Regions from separate parts of the Homo sapiens genome. Here region 2 is linked to region 1. Evidence: chromatin contacts called from ENCODE Hi-C or POLR2A ChIA-PET data. All regions are on one chromosome and are shown on one strand. The core of a region is the stretch at or near the end of the contact, and the rest is flanking DNA. Distances in the headings are between cores, read along the strand shown.

Evidence for each region. Hi-C counts contacts between places; a loop is a spot of excess contacts on that map. ChIA-PET counts read pairs that join two places held with the same protein, here RNA polymerase II (POLR2A).
Region 2: a map of HCT116 shows a loop between it and region 1 (2.4-fold over the local background). The contact joins two enhancer-like sites. A Hi-C loop is called at or near these places in 3 of 168 maps with a recorded cell type or tissue (HCT116, endothelial cell of umbilical vein and mammary epithelial cell). POLR2A ChIA-PET finds 5 or more read pairs at or near these places in 1 of 52 experiments (AG04450).

The regions. Positions count from the first base shown.
Region 1 is chr4:94,409,173-94,412,827 of GRCh38, reverse strand. No RefSeq gene overlaps it. Among named protein-coding and RNA genes, the nearest start is that of PDLIM5, 41 kb to the left of the region's middle. RefSeq lists a silencer at 1-150. Within about 2 kb of position 1,912, at least 12 of the 41 ENCODE cell types and tissues checked have a DNase peak (open chromatin) inside an H3K27ac peak, as active enhancers do.
Region 2 is chr4:94,713,000-94,716,472 of GRCh38, reverse strand. No RefSeq gene overlaps it. Among named protein-coding and RNA genes, the nearest start is that of BMPR1B-DT, 43 kb to the left of the region's middle. Within about 2 kb of position 1,406, at least 2 of the 41 ENCODE cell types and tissues checked have a DNase peak (open chromatin) inside an H3K27ac peak, as active enhancers do.

The DNA of each region.
Region 1 (3,655 bases), core at 663-3,162:
ATGGAAGTACAAAGTGAGAGAAATGACATTTCTTGGCTCTGTTCCCAGGATTGTTTGCTGGACGCAGTTTGCATGTGAAACGGGCAGCATTCACACCCAAAAGTACCACCTTCTAATCAACCGGTAGTGCTTTTAAGTTTACGTGTGTTAGTGTTTCAAAAATCAAAATTCCAAAGGGCTTTATTAACCTTTGATACACTTGTCAAAGGCAAACATAAAAAAAAAAAAGCAATCCCGAAGAGCCTCACCATTTTCCTTCCTGTTATCTATGTAAGATGAATATGCTTTTCCAAAAGCAAATCAGTAACTTTTTCTTACGTTGTTTTGAAGACTAACATGGCTCACTCTCAATTATCAAATCTGTCCTGAAATAATTATCAGTGAGTCATGAAATGACCTTCTTAAACTGAGTCTATGTCACTTGATCTGTGTTTCCAAAGTGTAAGGTTAATTTTCCATGTCCTTGAACCTTAGTCATGTTAAGTTAGGCTACAGAAAAAATGGGGAAAACAAATGAAATCCTCTACATAATCCTAGAGATGCTTACAAGACTCAGAGGTTTCAAGGATGGTATGAAAATCATTGCAAACTTGTTTACATTAAAATTCCCAGTAAAAATTTGGAATTGCAGTAACTGAGGAAAACAGGAAAGGCGGGATTTTGTAGACACTTAACCTCCTTTGTAGCTTTCAATGGCAGAGTATCAGAAGAAATAACACAGGTCATGTGTCAAGAATTTTAAGAAGAATGTTTTTAACATTAAAATTTAATGTATTATCTACAATTGCTAGATAAGATTACTCCTACTGTGGTAACTGGCAAGAAACAATGTGAGTAGAGGCGTGAGGAAAATTGGAATATAAGAGAGAACTGACAAGTTTACAATATTAAAAATGATATTAGGGTGGGCATGGTGGCTCACGCCTGTAATTCCAGCACTTTGGGAGGCTGAGGTGGGCAGATCACTTGAGGTCAGGAGTTTGAGACCAGCCTGGCCAACATGGTGAAACCCTGTCTCTACTAAAAATACAAAAATTAGCCAGGTGTGGTGGCGGGCACCTGTAATCCCAGCTACTCAGGAGGCTGAGGCAGGAAAACTGCTTGAACCCTGGAGGTGGAGGTTGCAGTGAACCAAGATCACATCATTGCACACCAGCCTGGGTGACTTTGTCTCAAAAAAAGAAAAAGAAAAGAAAAGAAAAGAAAAATATTAGTGAGGACAAAAATGTCCACTTTAACACAAGGGAAAACATTTTCTGTGTCTAAAGGAAATAAAAATGAAATGGCTTCCCCAGATCAAAAAGCCTAGACAAATGATTCAAGCTAAGCCCTGATCCTACTTCTGAATTCCAACTCAGGCATAGCTTAAGAGTTACAGTAACTCTTCTAAATTCATCAGAGGAGAGAGTTGAAACATGTTAAGGCTTTGATTTAAGAAGCTTTTCAATTTTAAAATTTATAGTTTTAATATAAACTATATTATATATATATATAGTTAAGTAACTGTTCATGGAATTGGTTTTTCAAGAAAATATTTATTCTTTATTAATAAGTTAGAAGTCACCATGAATCAGACCATCATTCTGAAATATTGCCAACCAGCATGTTTCTTTTCCTTCCTTCCTTCCTTCCTTCCTTCCTTCCTTCCTTCCTTCCTTTCTTTCCTTCTTTCTTTCTTCTTTCTCTTTCTTTCTTTTTCTTTCTTTCCTTTCTTTCTTCCTTCCTTCCTTCCTTTTTCTTTCTTTCTTTCTGACTCTATGTTAATCTTCTCTGCATCGTTCAAATTTTAGTGTATGTGCTGTCCAAGGCCTCCTTCTCAAACTTATGTGGGAGAAGGCAATCAGGGAGGGGCCGGACAGCCTCGTCCTCACTTGCATGGTTGCACGGAATTACGAAGAGCTGAGTGCACTCCTCCTGCTGCCCTGGGCTGCCATGACCAAGTCCTGTATTCCTTATATGGATGCCAGTAGTGTGCTCCTCAAAGGTCTGTGCTCCGTGGTATTGCGCCAGCTCAGCGTTGGCTGTTCTCTAGGGAAAAAATTGTGAAACTTCATAAACCTGAGTTAGGATTAGAGACTACAGATGCCAAGTCATAGTTCATGGTTGAGTGCCGACAGTAAACACCCAAGAAAGCGTGTATCAGGATGAAGGACATCTTACTGATTCGAATTTCCAGTGTCAGAAAGGTGAAGTTTTCCCTCCCAACCCCTCATACTCGTTAAAGAGTAACCCCCCATCCCTTGAAAAGAAATGAACTGTTAAGCAACGATGATTTGAAATTCAGATGGGAAAGTTTCTGGAATAAGGTTAAAAAAAATCCACCTTCACAAACAAAAAAGAAATAAAGCATTTAAATCAATGATAAATGAAAATATAATTTGGGATGAAGAAAATCATAGGATATGAAAATAGGGAAAGAAACACTGAAATATTAGAAAAATACAGAATATAGCAAAGAGAAAATAATTCTACAAATTTAAATGTTGCTATCATTCAGTTTCTTCTTATTTTTGCCTTTTTAAGTATTCACTAAATTTGAAATATTTCTATTGATGGTCAATTTAATATTTTTACTGGCAACTTAAACTCTTGGCTAAACTTCCCAGAGCTATTTATGGACATTTTCCCTTGCCTGCCTATAAAAACACATCACTGGAGTATTTTTAACAGCAAAGTCTGTATGAAACAGTTTACTTTCCTGACCTGTCAGATACTCATGGCTGTTTCTAAGTAGCCTCATTTGTAAGGCCTTGTGGATTTTTGTCCAATTGGTGTCATTTCAATTTAAAAAAATGTAGTGGTATATTCATTAAGAATACACTACCTATGGCTAGAATTCCACTTTACAAAATTCCATGCCACTGCAGGCATTTTTGTTACTTCCAGAAATAACTGTTATATCTAAGTGATCCTCAGGGAAGGATTTGCCATCTCTTTGATAAAATTGAAGTTGTAGACATGTTCTTTTTCTGCAAGCTTTAGCATTGTTTATATGTAAGGAGTGGAGAGCAACAACAACAAAAAGAAGTGTAACCTTATCTTTTTCAAATAAAATGGGCTATGGGGGTGTTTTTGAAAGGTTATAAAATATTATTCTCTACCTCTACACAGGAATGTATTCACATCATATACATCAGAAATGGCAAATTAAGGTTCATGGCAAGCGCCAATTGATTTTCACTGATTAATTGCTAGTAGCTGCCTGAAGCATCATACTGAGGAAAGTTCAGAGGTTTAGTTCAGTTTCAGGTAGAAAAAATGCCATCCTTTCAACATTTTCAAGAATTAAAAAAAAATGAATTTAGAGGAGTTATGGTCATGCTTGGCAGGAAGAAATAGTCTAGTCAGCACAGAGATACATGTGTCACCCACTAAAGAGTATTATTATTTTGGATAAATAGACTAATTTAAAAAAATTAAAGGTCTCTAAGATGTTTGGAAAGGCTGTTATATTAGTCACTGACAACTTAGTAGTAATTAATTAAATAATCTAACTTCTCACTGAGATCAGTTGAGCTGTGGGAATGGCATGGGGCATGATTATGGGAGAAGAAAAGGAGTGACAGGTTGTGGGCAGGAGACAGCAGAAGGAAAATGTAAAATTCTTTTGAGAGACTTTAGCTCCATAGATTGCCAATGTCTTATCTAGGTCACT
Region 2 (3,473 bases), core at 157-2,656, 300 kb before region 1:
ATACTTAGAGGGTGTCAGTATTCCAACAATTGTGGAGCAAGTCTTAGATTCAGTATCTTTATTCCATAAACAGCAATTGGAGCATATACTATATACCAGAGAAGATTAAGGCTTAATAAACTCCAAAGTCGTGGATTTCTTCACTTTTGACATTTGACAGAGTTTTTGTGAGAAGAGGACAAAATGAAAAAGGAGAATAATGGGCATGTTTACATGATTTGGGGAGTTTGAAGTAGAAAGTTTAGACCAATAGATATTACCTCTGAATAACCTCATTGTGCCATTCAGTCAGGCTGCATATATATATCATAGACTCAAGAATATTAGGAAACATTAAGCTAAAGAATAAAACCAGAGACTTCTGGCTTAAGGAGATAGATTGAAAAGAATTTTCTGCTGCTTAATACTTAACAAAGATAACTGCATTAAAAATAAAAAGATTATCTGACATTCACTAAGTGCTTACTCTATGCCAGGGATGGTTCTAAAAGCTTTATCTGCATTAAGTGCTTTGATCTTAACAGCAACGCTTTGAGGAAGGCACTTGACAGACTGGAAAACTAACATAGAAGCTAAATAGCTTCACGCCCAGTCTCATTGAGCAAAGAGCGAGACTTGAAGCCAGCAAGTGTGGCTCTAGAGTTTATGCCTTTATCTATTCTACTACAGCTGCCTATCATAGGTTTTTTAAAAAATGTAAAAACCGGCCGGGTGCGGTGGCTCACTCCTGTAACCCTAGCACTTTGGGAGGCTGAGGCGGGTGGATCACAAGGTCGGGAGATCGAGACTATCCTGGCTAACACAGTGAAACCCCATCTCTACTAAAAATACAAAAAATTAGCTGGGCGTGGTGGCGGGCGCCTATAGTCCCAGCTACTCAGGAGGCTGAGGCAGGAGAATGGCGTGAACCAGGGAGGCAGAGCTTGCAGTGAGCCGAGATTGCGCCACTGCATTCCAGCCTGGGCGACAGTGTGAGACTCTGTCTCAAAAAATAAAATAAAATAAAATAAAAAATGTAAAAACCAGCCAGGCATGGTGGATCACGCCTGTAATCCTAGCACTTTGGGAGGCTGAGGAGGGCAGATCACTTGAATCAGGAGTTTGATACCAGTCTGGCCAACATGGTGAAACCCCGTCTCTACTAAAAATACAAAAATTAGTCGGGCATGGGGGCAAACGCCTGTAATCCCAGCTACTCAGGAGGCCGAGGCAGGAGAATTGCTTGAACCCGGGAGGTGGAGGTTGTGGTGAGCCAAGGTTGTGCCACTGCACTCCAGCCTGGGCAACAGAGCCAGACTCCAGCTCAAAAAAAAGAATAGTAAAAACCAACATGAAGAAAAATTCATCAAGCCACCAAATAAAGAAAGAGGCACAATGTATTGCAATAAAGAAGCAGCTGATTCTGGAATGAAGTGACGCTAAAGGACATAGCTTGGCTCTGAATCCAGCCCTCAGCTTTCCAGAAACCATGTTGGTAAGTTCACAAAAATCTGAGAATTCCCACAAAAACTTCCAAATATGGAGGAAAGGAAACTGAGTTGGTTTTATTACCCTATTCCTCTTCTGACTGAGGAACAGTGGCAAGGACTAAAGGGGAGAAATGGGTGAGACAGAAAACAATCCAAAGCCCAAGAACACTCACTCCCCATTGTGAATGGTATTGAGCCCTAATTAGTTGGAGTGAACCCTTGTACAGGATATGTAATAAAAGTTCAGGAAAAAAGTGCAGGACCCCAGGTCATCTAACACAGCCTGCACACTCCTCCCATTCCCCACCATTTCCTTAAGGTACAGATAAAGAGTAAGAACATATAGAATCTCAAGCAGTCGGTGGGAAGCAAAAGAAAAAAAAAAAAGAAAATCCAGAAAAAAATAAAATTCAAAACACAGGAGATTCCTTTTGCATTGTTCATCTTAATGAGAACACTGAAACTAAAAAAAGATCTTAACGATGTGATTATACAACCAAGTCGGATGAAAGAAATATGGTGGTTAAAGTGAAACAAAGTTAATAGATAGGGAAAACAAATGAAGTCAGCACCAAAATAAGGATAATTGAGGTCTCTGAAGCAAAGACCCCACAAAACGAACAGAAGATATATTCAAATATAGTATATTACAAGAAAATGTCTCTAAAATAAAGGAAAAATCTATAATTGCAGGATACAGGCTATTCTTCAGTAAAATTTAAAATGGAAATCTTAACACTCATCCTAGCAGTTACTGAACTGCAGGTTACAGACATACACACACACACACACACACACACGCACACACACACATGCACACGTATATATATTCTACTCAGAAAGAAAAATCAGTTTAGACTTTTAATCTAATTTACAGCAAAGTTCAGTGCTAGTAGTCAATGAAGCAACATTTACCAGGCTCTGAGGAAAAGCATGACCCATAATTATTATAGTCAGGAAAGATATTCAAATATGAATGCAACAGGTAGAATTCTCAAAGATAAAGAAAGCACTTAGAAATACAGCCCCCTGGGACCTTCTGAAAAAAACATTACTTAAATCTAGCCTTTAAGAGTTGAAGCAAAATACAAAATTCTCTATAGAGAATATATATATCAGAATATAGAATATAAACATACTCAGAATATGTAAAATATATATTATATATACATTCTACTTGGAGAGAAAAATCAGTCTAGACTCTTAATCTAATTTACAGCAAAGTTCAATGCTAGTAGTCAACGGAGCAACATTTACCAGGCTCTGAGAAAGACCATGACCCATAATTATTATAACCAGGCAAAATATTCAAATATGAATGCGACAGCTAGAATTCTCAAAGATAAAGTTACTTAAGAATACAGTCGGCTGGGTGTGGTGGCTCACGCCTGTAATCCCAGCACTTTCAGAGGCCAAGGTGGGCAGATCACAAGGTCAAGAGATCAAGACCATCCTGGCCAACATGGTGAAACCCCGTCTCTACTAAAAATACAAAAATTATCTGGGTGTGGTGGCGTGCACCTGTAGTCCCAGCTACTTGGGAGGCTGAGGCAGGAGAATTGCTTGAACCCAGGAGGTGGAGGTTGCAGTGAGCCAAGGTCCCGCCACTGCACTCCAGCCTGGCAACAGAGCGAGACTCCATCTCAAGAAAAAAAAAAAAAAAAAAAAAGAATACAGCCCTCTGGGCCCTTCTGAAAAAAAATTACTTAAATCTAGCCTTTAAGAGTTGAAGCAAAATACAGAATAGAGAAATAGGGAGCTGTGATAAAAGCTGATGGTGGCACTAAGTAAATTTAAACACAGAAATTAGTAAGAATGGGAATGTGTCCTATAGAAGAGAATGTTAACTTTATAAACCTGGGCATTAAAAAAAAAACAATAAGTAAATAAATTCAAGACATGAACTGGGGGGAAAGAGGCATTGTGAGGGTGTTCATGTCCCATCTTTTGTAACAAAGGGTCAATTTTTACTTCATTTTGTTTTTTAGAAACAGGGTCTCTTTC